2 separate regions of the Homo sapiens genome follow, and region 1 is linked to region 2. The links are chromatin loops, found by intact Hi-C in ENCODE. Cell type or tissue: PC-3. All regions are shown on one strand. Links, peaks and the distances in the headings refer to the core of each region. The heading gives the core; the rest is flanking DNA. Region 1 overlaps LOC105378306 (a long non-coding RNA gene). Region 2 holds the start of LINC02672 (long intergenic non-protein coding RNA 2672).

What was found. A loop is a pair of places that touch in the nucleus more often than their neighbours do. Peaks named below come from ENCODE experiments on the same cell type or tissue, not always from the same donor. Only the 100,000 strongest peaks of a DNase experiment are listed, where the experiment ranks them.
Region 1: a loop joins it to region 2, with 2.6 times the contacts of the local background. A loop is called at or near these places in 1 of 110 quality-filtered maps.

What each region holds. Positions count from the first base shown.
Region 1 is chr10:52,799,335-52,804,719 of GRCh38, forward strand. The region is part of intron 2 of LOC105378306 (a long non-coding RNA gene); the gene reads left to right. All of the region lies in intron 2 of LOC105378307 (a long non-coding RNA gene), which reads right to left. Among named protein-coding and RNA genes, the nearest start is that of MBL2, 29 kb to the left of the region's middle. In PC-3, for the core only: no CTCF peak of the experiment used is centred there; a DNase peak (open chromatin) is centred at 2,807; H3K4me3 peaks cover 796 bases; H3K27ac peaks cover 1,773 bases.
Region 2 is chr10:53,026,850-53,032,234 of GRCh38, forward strand. LINC02672 (long intergenic non-protein coding RNA 2672) reads right to left here and starts at 3,261. Exons shown (of 5, transcript NR_186378.1): 1 at 3,062-3,261. RefSeq lists an enhancer at 2,858-3,357. In PC-3, for the core only: no CTCF peak of the experiment used is centred there; DNase peaks (open chromatin) are centred at 3,382 and 3,802; H3K4me3 peaks cover 1,501 bases; H3K27ac peaks cover 1,783 bases.

The sequences.
Region 1 (5,385 bases), core at 133-5,132, 230 kb before region 2:
AGCTCCAGCATTAGGTGCATATATATTTAGGATTGTGATATTTTCCTGTTGAACAAGTTCTTTATCATTATATAATGTCCTTCTTTGTCTTTTTAAACTGCTGCTGCTTTAAAGTTTGTTTGTTCTGATATAAGAATAGCTACTCCTGCTTGCTTTTGGTGTCCATTTGCATGGAATATCTTTTTTCACCCCTTCACCTTCAGTTTATGTGAGTCCTTATGTGTGAAATAAGTCTCTTGAAGACAGCAGATACGTGATTGGTGAATTCTTATCCATTCTGCCATTCTGTATCTTTTAAGTGGAGCATTTACATTCAATGTTGGTATTGAGATGTGAGGTACTATTCTATTCATCATGCTATTTGTTTTTCTGAACACCTTGTTTATTTATTTATTTGTTTGTTTGTTTTGTTGTTTTATAGGTCCTGTGAGATTTATGCTTTAAGGGGATTCTATTTTGGTGTATTTTGAAGATTTGTTTCAGGATTTACAGCTGCTTTTAGCAGTTCTTGTAGTGCTGGCTTGGTAGTGGTGAATTCTCTCAGCATTTGTTTGTCTATAAAAGACTATCTTTCTTTCATTTATGAAGTTTAGTTTTACTGGATACAAAATTCTTGGCTGATAATTGTTTTGTTTAAGGAGGCTGAAGATAGGGCCCTCATCCCATCTAGCTTGTAGGGTTTCTGCTGAGAAATCTACTGTTAATCTAATAGGTTTTCCTTTACAAGTTACCTGGTGCTTTTCCCTCACAGCTCTTAAGATTCTTTCCTTTGTTTTGACTTTAGATAACCTGATGACTGCCTAGGCAATGATGTTTTTGTGATAAATTTCCCAGGTGTTCTTTGAGCTTCTTGTATTTAGATGTCTAGGTCTGTAGCAATGCTGGGGAAGTTTTCCTTGCTTATTCCCTCAAATATGTTTTCCAAACTTGTAGATTTCTCTTCTTCCTCAGGGATACCCATTATTCTTAGGCTTGGTCATTTAATATAATCCCAAACTTCTTGGAGGGTTTGTTCATTATTTTATTCTTTTTTCTTTGTCTTTGTTGGAATGGGTTAATTCAAAAACCTTGTCTTTGAGCCATGAAGTTCTTCCTTCTACTTGTTTGATTCTATTGCTGAGACTTTCTAGTGCAGTTTGTATTTCTCTAAGTGTCGCCTTCATTTCCAGAAGTTGTGGTTTTGTTTTAACTTATGCTATCTATTTCACTAAAGATTTTCCCCTTCATATCTTGTACCATTTTTTTGATTTCATTAAGTTGGACTTCACATTTCTCCAGTGCCTCCTTGATTAGCTTAATAATTGACCTTCTGAATTCTTTTTCTGTCAATTCAGAGATTTCCTCTTGGTTTGGATCCATTGCTGGTGAGCTTGTGTGATCTTTTCTGGGTGTTAAACAACCTTGTTTTGTCATATTACCAGAATTGTTTTTCTGGTTCTTTCTCATTTGGGTAGATTATGTCAGAGAGAGGATCTGGGGCTCAAGGGCTACTGTTCAGATTCTTTTGTCCCATGGGGTGCTTCCTTGATGTGTTGCTCTCCCCCTTCTCCTAGGGATGTGGGTTCCTGAAAGCCAAATTGTAGTGTTTGTTATGTCTCTTCTGGATCCAGCCACCCAGCTGAGCTACCAGCCTCTGGACTGGTACCGTTGGGTGTCTTCACAGAGTTCTGTGATTTGAACCATCTTCAGGTCTCTCAGTCATGGATAGCAGCACCTGCTCTAGTGGAGGTGGCAAGGAAGTAAAATGGACTCTGTGAGAGTCCTTAGTTGTAGTTTTGTTTCTTGCACTAGTTTTGTGTTGGTTGGCCTCCTGCCAGGAGGTGGTGCTTTCAAGACAGCATCAACTGCAGTAGCATAGGGAGGATCAGGTGGTGGATGGGGCCCTAGAACTCCAAAGAGATTACATCCTTTGCTTTCTGAGTTTTTCCGGCTGTCTCCAGTGGCCTGCAAGAGCAATCCACTTCCTTCAAAGGGTCTTTAGATTCTCTTAGCTTTCCCGGTATGTTTGTGCAGTAGTTACTGGAGTGAAAGTTCACGATGTGAGTCTCCACATGCTGCTCTGTCCATCTGATTGGGAGCTGCAATTTAGTCCTGCCTCCTACCCATTATATTCCTGCTTCAATCCCCCAACCAACACTCTGAGTTCCTCAAATACATCCTGAATGCTTCTGAGCTTTCAACTTTCTAACTGTAATTGCTTTTATTTCAGAGATTGACTTGGGAAATTATAGATAATGAAATCTGATGAAACTCTCTCTGACTAATAATCCATAATAAACAGTGGCCTGGGGGTGAGGTGGGGAAAGAATGTATAACACCTGAATACTAGTGAAGTCCTATGTTCTTGGAATTATAAAACTCGAGAAGTTAAAAAAAAAAAAAAAAGTCTTGACAGCTGACAACATGTTATACTGCTTCTTACAGACCAGAAATACTCCTCAGAATATTATCAATAATCAGAGGCCACAAGTGACTGTGGCCAAACAAGATATAAACAACACCACTCTGCAATCATGTCTAAATATCGGGAAAAGGACACTATGCAACCACAAAAATTACCAAGCATCCTTAGTTTCTGGCTAATTGAGTGGCTACAGTTTCTTTACTAATGATAACCCTAGCTTCTATCTCAGTTGTTTGGACTTATATTTTTTCTCTCTTTTAAGAATAATCTGAGTTTTGTTGACAAGCACAATGTTTTAATTGGTGTCCCAATAGAAAAACGTATCCCATTGGTCAGAAAAACAGAAAACATGTGTATTCCTAAGAAATACTCATAAACCAAGTAACTTTCCCCACCAAGCAATGACTCAGAGATATTATTGTAAAACTACTCTCCTAAAGAATTCAGAGCAGATTAATCATAATCCAAAGATTTCCCTGTCAGAGTGAATGTTAACTAAAAAGGGGAAGATATGTGCAAAGTGTTTTTAGGCTTAAATGAATGAATACAATATCCTCTTGATATTAACACATACAATTCTCACTTAAAAATTAAAAAATAAGAAATCTACAGATTAATGTCAGCAACAAAATTTTCTTGGATCTTCTAAATGGACATAGTTAAACAAATAAACTGTCCAGCATTTATTGTGAAGTGACATAATTAACAAATATATCTCTCACATATAGACATGCACATATGTATATGTCTATATAAAGATGGAATATATGTTCATTAGTATTATAAAATACATTTAATTACATGACTCAGTTTAATAGAATACTGTAGCCTTACCACATTCACTTACTCCTGGATGTATATCTACCAATTTTGAAGAAAAAAAGTAAATATTAAAATCATTACTTTGGATGGTAAGCAAAGATGTCAAGTCAAGTACTTTTTTATTCTACTTAGATGTTAAGGCTTTAAGTATGTCACTTAAATATGTATACAACATACTTCTAATGTGAATTTAGTTCTGGAATGCAATGCACTATTTTATTTGCTTTCCATTTGCAAATGAACTCTTACTCTTTTTACAGTTGCACTGCTTGACAGTTCCTTTATTACAGTTGACATAATTAAAATAGAACTATTTTACTTATAGTTATGATATATTATAGTAATTTAAACCAATGCTTTCACTAGAGTTCTTATTACAGTTGTTCAAACGTATTATTTTAATATAAAAACATTAAAATTTCACAAAGTAAAATGTCTGCAATTATTATCCTTAGTAAGTTGGTAATAAGCAACAATACAGAGTTTTGAAATGTACAGTAAATTTTAAAATAATAAACATGGATGAGGAAAAGCTCCAATCTTCAACAACATTCATATATTGTGGAATGTGTCGTTAGTGATATGTACATTTCAAATAAATGAAAGTTAGTATAAAGATTATGATTTAGTAAAATGTGTACGGATCTGGATATATTGATATTTACTGCAAATTGATAAATATAACATCTGCAATGGTCTGAAAAATTTTAAAAGCTCCTCTGACTTTAACACAAACATCGGTATGTCCTAGTTACTATTGCTACATAATAAATCATCTTGAATTGGCTAAAACAACAGCCATTTTATTATGCTCAAAGATTCTACAGTTCAGGAATATAGAAAGGGCAGACAGTTGAGGCTTCTGTTTTTTGGGGCTTCAGGAAGATGTTTTCTGGCCTTTTGGGTCTACTGATGCTCCTGCAGGAAGGCTGCAGTTCTTAACAGCACATGGGGAGCCCTCATCTGGTGTTTGGCTTAATTCCTGGTGCCTGGATTTCTGGAGAGAGGTGTGATTAATGTGGCCAAGAACATCCTTTTCCACCCATGTTGGAGAGATCGCTGTGTGGATCTGGTCCCTACAATTTAGAAGCAGCTTTTCACCTTGATGCTCAAATGACCATGCTTAACCACTACTTGCCCTGCATCCTTTTCACCAGCTGAGATTCCCAGCAAGCAGTAGGCTCCCATCCTGGACTCCAAGGAGACAACTCTTCCCTGCACCTTCACCTGGAAAGCTGTTGCCCTTTCTTCCCAGATCACGATCACAAGACTCCAAATTACCGAGTGGGGTCCAACAAGGTGGGACTGTAAGGAACATGTCCTGTGGACATTACCTTCACTGTTCTCATGAGTGGGATGGGAAGAAAAGAGTCCTCCCCTTCCAATTGGTGGATTTTCTGGGCTTGGAAGGAGGAAAACAAAAACAAAAACAACCAAACAGAAAATAACTATTACCTGAATTATTATGAAACTTCAGAGAAAACTACTTATTTGAAGAAAATAAAATACGATTTATGTTGTTGAATTTGCATTGCCAGAAAGTTTCCAGTGTCCTTACTACAATTTTTTTTTCACCATCAAGTTTGGTCAGAATCTCACAGCTCAGAGAAAATTATGGAGGAATAATAAGATCTAGAGCAGTGCTTCTCGTATCTTATGTGTGAAGAATCTTTTATTAATTTGTTTAATTTCCAGACTGACAGTTTTGTAAAATGCCTTATTAGAAAAAATTTTAAAAATAAAGAAATAAAAAGTCAAGCCCCAAATATTGTATTTTAACACCCTAAAATTTCATTTCAATAAATATAATCAAAGTAACATAACAGGAATAAAAGAATTACACAAACTGAACACATTATTCATTGAAATAAGCATAGTTGCAATTAATATAGATAATTCTGTTAAACTTATGTCATTCTGCAATCATAATGTTATAAGTTATGAAAAATAGCAATCTCCTATATTAGAATACCTCTAAGAGCACTTTCAACAAATGCCGTATTTATCAATATTTAAATATTTTAGTGTGTCAAAAAAATTGCATCTTTCCTATGGACTTTTCTGATCTGGACTGAGTGGGGGTGACGAAATGGCTCACAGGGCATGTGTAATATGTCTATATGATTTATTTTAATAATACTCACAGCAGAGAAACCTCT
Region 2 (5,385 bases), core at 321-5,320:
CCTCCCTAATAAGGGTGGGAGTTTCGGGCATAACAAGAAAGGCATGTGAAAAGAGCAAAGTCTCCTAATTGCAGCTGAGGAGGCGAGAGAAATACCTGGTTACAGACTGTCCTAAGATTCCTTGGATAGCAACGGACTTTGAGGACAGTCATCCTGGGCAGGAGATTAAAACTGAGAAGGCTGCACCAGTGTCCAGGAGGAAGTCCACTTTGTGGCCCTCAATGGTCAAACTTACCTGGGGCTCTGTGAGGTTGATGGCATGAGTGGGTGCTTGCCCCAGGCACCCTCAGTCATGTTGCTGAATCATCTGGTTGGGTGCTTCTGTCCTAGAGGGTCTTCATCCTCTGGGGCAGTGTGCCTTCCAGTGATTGCCTTGGCATATTGGACATGGGCAAGGGGGCAGTTTGTTTCTGGTTGGACAATCTTTCTTAAAGTGTCCTTGGAAACCGCAATGATAACAAGCCCTACTAGGCAATTGGCCTGCTCCTCTTTTGGTTCCCTGTGAGCCACCAAGGTCTGCCTGTCTGAGAGCCATGACTAAGGCTGCAGTCTTTCTCTTATCTCGCTTTTCCTTTTTGGCCTGCTCCTCTTGGTCCCTGTTACAGAACACCAAGGTTGCCAGGTTTAGTAATGCCTCCAAATTTTGTTCTGGGTCTAAAGCAGACTTTTGGAGTTTTCTCCTAATATCAGCTGCTGCTTGGGTGATAAATTTATCCTTTAGAATAAGTTGGCCTTCCAGGGAATCTGGAGTTAGGGAGGTATGCTTTCTTAGGGCCTCCCTTAGCCTTTCTAGAAAAGTGGAGTAGTTTTCCTCTGTTCCCTGTATAATTGTGGATAGCATTGAGTAGTTCATAGGCTTGTTCCTAGTCTTCCTTAACCCTTCTAAAATGCAAGTTAGCAAATGCCTGTGGCTCTAATCTCCATGATCTGAGTCAGTATCCTAATGAAGGTCTACAGTGGGGACTGCCTGTTGCCCTGTGAGGAATTTTTCCCTCTCCTCCAGGGCCATTCAATCGTTTACCTGGCTAAGTTAGCACAGATCCCCAAATTGCTGGGCTGCTGTTAAAGCTGCTTCCTTTTCAGTAGGACTTCAGGTCTGATCAAGAAGTAACATGATATTTCTCCATGTTAGATCAAAGGACAGCCCTAATCTTTGCAGGACATCTATATAGCTATCAGGATCACCTGAGAATTTTCCCAAATCTGCCTTGATTTGTTTTAAATCTGATAGTTAGAAAGGGACATGCAGGTGAATGGGCCTAAATTTTCTTCCTACTGTTTATAAGGGACATAGTTTGGGTGTCTGGCTCGTGGAGTTTACATTTTCTTTCCAGTGTGCCTTTAACACTTTGGTGGGGCCAGATGGAAGAGAGTCAGTGGGGGAGGAGAGTGAGGCTGAGGGAAGAGGCCCTGAGTATGGAGGTAATTGTGGGCCTCTGTCATTTGGGCAAAGCTTGCAGGCTTGGCACAGGGCAGTATTGTCACGAAGGGCAAAGAAAGCCTGTACGTAAGGGACTTCACTCCATTTACCTTCCTGTTTACAGAAAATCTAGTTGTAGAAGGATGTTATAATTAATATTTCCCTCAGGGAGCCAAGTTTCTCCATTTTGTAAGGAATACTGTGGCCAGGCAGTGGTACAGAAGAAAATCAGTGGCTTCTTTTTTAAGGTTTCAGGGTCGAGTTTGTCCTAATTATTCAGGATACATCTTAAGGAAGTGTCTGGTTTTGAAGGTGTGGTGCCCATATGGAATTTTAACACAGGGGTGCCTACACCTCTAGTTAGTCCTCGGACTCGTCTTCCCTTAGGGCATCCCCTAAGGGTCAGGTCCATTTATGCTCAAAGCTCATGGCCACTTTTCCTGAGCTCTCCATCTACCGGATTTAACCATGCTTACCGGTGGGATGGAAACTTCCCTTGCCCCTGCCGTGCACCCACTGACCACTAAATGGGGCACAAGGACTGTTTGATTTATTGTGGTCCTTCTGCCAATGTGTCCTACCTGTTCCAGAGTGGCAAGTCCTGGGTCTGGGGTGCCACTGATGTTTGCATACTAAGGCCCAATTTATGAGAGCCTGGCCATGGGAATCTCTGAATTAGTGACAGGAGGCTTAATTAGCTTAAAGGTGGTGGTGGATGTCCTCTAGGCCAGGACCAAGAGAACAGCTGCTGTACTTTAGCCCTCTGTCTCCACTTGCCATCAAAGGAGTAAGCCCCTCTCTTAAGGTGGTACTAGTATCCTGTGTCCCAACTGACTATATTTTCTTCCATCCAATACCAATTATTGAATGGTTGAAACAGCAATTCAATGGCTCTAAGACCCGTGCCTATGCACCACAGATTGTACTCGAGAGGCCCCAAGGAACGGGAAAGTTTATTTGGGGAGCAATGGAAAAAATGCCCTAAGGCTTCTACTATCCACATGAAAATTACAGACCTGTCTTTAAATTGTCCTGATGTGGGGGACCATACACTATGGTGGGGAACTGGCCCTTCAAAATAGTCATCAAATGGTGACACCTGTCTAAACCCTGGAGGGCACCATGAACAGGGATCTTCTGGGCACCACCCCAAGAATTTAAGACTTCTAAACAGGAAATCTTGATCCTGCCTAGAGGGAATAATTTTGCTTTCAAGGTGAGGAAAGAAGTTTAACTGGCAGACAATAGGGCCCAGGAAGCGGGAGTCAGATGTGGCTGTCTCACGCCCAGTAATCCATGCAGTGGGAGCCTCTGGCGGGGCCATGGTCTCAACCAAGATATCTGGGAGACCAAGACGTCTGCTGATCACTCCCAGGTGTACTTCGGGACCACCATGAAAAGCAAAAGAGTTAGAACTGGTTTCGGACAAACCAATGCTCCTGACCCCAAAGGGTCGGGGGTTGTCAGAGAACCCTTTCCAAGACAGCCTTGACACCTGTGTCTTTAGTCTGGTCGCTGTGCTATTCACCTTTAAGTCGCAGACAGGTGCCCAGTATTTAGCCTCCTAATTCTAAGGAAGGACAGGACAGAATAGCAAGTGAAAGAGGTCCAATTGTACTCACTGCATGATGATCTAGATACCTTTTCTGGAGTCTCCTGTCTGGCTCGCCAAGATGTAACACCTGAGGTTCTTGCCAAGCCACACCAAAGAAATGGTGTGGAAGCTGACCACAGTGAGTGAAAGAGACATGGACTGAGAGTGAGAAAAAGCTGCAGGCTTTATTGAGCAGAGTGAAAGTACAAAGCTTCCACAGTGTGGAAACAGTCTTGAATGGGTAGCCACGGTTGGTTTTGGGTGATTGCCTTTTAAACTCTTTAAGGCGGGAGATACGTGAGGCAGGAAGCTTGTTACAGGAGCGAGATCAACAAAGGCAGTAAATTATTTTGTGACATGTCTTAGATTTTGAGGAAAACCGGAATTGCAACTTAGGTTTTATCTACTTTAGGACCTTACAGCAGCATGGCAAAGGAGACAGGATCTCACAGGAGTTTACAAAGTATGTTTACAAGGAATTGGAATTGGGAGTATAGATAAGGTCCACTGGTCACAGAAAAACAGGCAGTTAACATTCCTTTTACTTTAGTTTCAGGGGCGGGGGAAGGGAGAGAGGGAGAGAGGACACAGGGAAACTTACAGCAAATTTTTCACTGTTTATAGCTTTCTTGGGGAAGAAAACACATGCACAAATCCTGGTGTTAGGAATATTTTAAGCATATATCTTCAGTATTATTCATCCAGGACTGAAGTAAGTCCTGATGCAGGAAATGAGTGAGTTTCACAGCTTTCTGAGCCCTTACTCAACCCAGGAAGCCCAGCTGGCCCCTCCTCTCACATCCATACTGTTGATTATGATTCAACAATAAAAAGAGGAAATAGGCCACAAAAAGACGTGAATAAATTATAAATGCATATTGAAGCCAGACTGAAGAAGCTACATACTTTACTATTAAACTATGACATTTTGGAAATGGCAAAACTATAGAAATAGTAAAAAGATTAGTATTTTTCTAGGAGTTCTAGGAGAGGGGCAGTGGACTGAATAGGTGAAGCATAGGAGATTTTTTTTCTAGAGTGGTAAAGCTAATCTGTATGATAATATAATGGTGTATAAACAACCCTATATATTTTCAAACTGTAGAACTTTACAACACAATGTAGGAGCCTTGATGGATGCAAATTTTAAAAGTAATTTCTGGTTAGGCACGGTGGCTCACGTCTATAACCCCAGCACTTTCGGACACCAAGGTGGATGGATCACCTGAGGTCAGGAGTTCAAGGCCAGCCTGAGCAATCTGGTGAAATCCTGTCTCTAATAAAAATACAAAAATTAGCCTGGCGTGGTGTTGGGCGTCTGTAATCCCAGCTACTTGTTAGGCTGAGGCAGGAGAGTCACTTGAACCCAGGAGGTAGAGGTTGCAGTGAGCCAAGATCGTGCCATTGCACTCCAGCCTGGGTAACAGACTGAGACTCTGTCTCAAAAAAAAAAAAAAAAAAGTAATTTCTGAGATTGGGATATTTCAGTGCAGAATGCAGGAGTGACAACACAGTCTCCTTCTGTTCAACATGTATGAAACAATCTCACTGAAGAAGGTGCTGGGGGTATGGTGTCAATCTAAGTAACTGGAAATGAGTATCATGTGTAAGATTAAAGGCTAAAGAAATCATATGAACACTGTAAGTATTAAACTGTGTTCCATGGGGATACAGATTCACAATTCTGAAACCATTATATATAGTTCAGTTGTAGCATATATATATATATATATATGCTATAATCATATATGTAAGATATATAATTATTCAATTACAACACATATATACTGCAATTATATAATATATATTTGAACATATAATATATGCATATATAATTACATATTATATACACATACATATAATTATATATGTATATATAATATATACAATTATATATAATTGTAATATATAATACATATAATATATAAAATATATTCAACTATAGCACATATTTAATATGTATAATTATATGTGCTATGATTGAACAATTAAATACATAAATGGTGAACTGTGAGAGCCAGGTTTCTCATTCTTGGAATGTTAGTTTATAGGTAAGCATTTAGTAGAAGCTAGAATGATTCATGTGATAATATAATTTTTAGAGTTAGGGGCCCACAAATAAACTCATATTTAGTTCAATAGAGATAGTTTCACATAGACATGTTTATTGATACATATGCATACATGGGTTAGTAGTCATACATATGTTTCCTTGCTCTGTCAGTTGAGAACCCCAGAGGCAATGACATTCCAGTATCAGTGACCACACCAAGTGCCTAAATCTTGATTTTTAATATTATTCTTAAAAAGAGGAAGGAGGGAATCTGGAGAGAAGTGGCTGATTCCAGGACTGAGAAAGAAAAGTTATTTA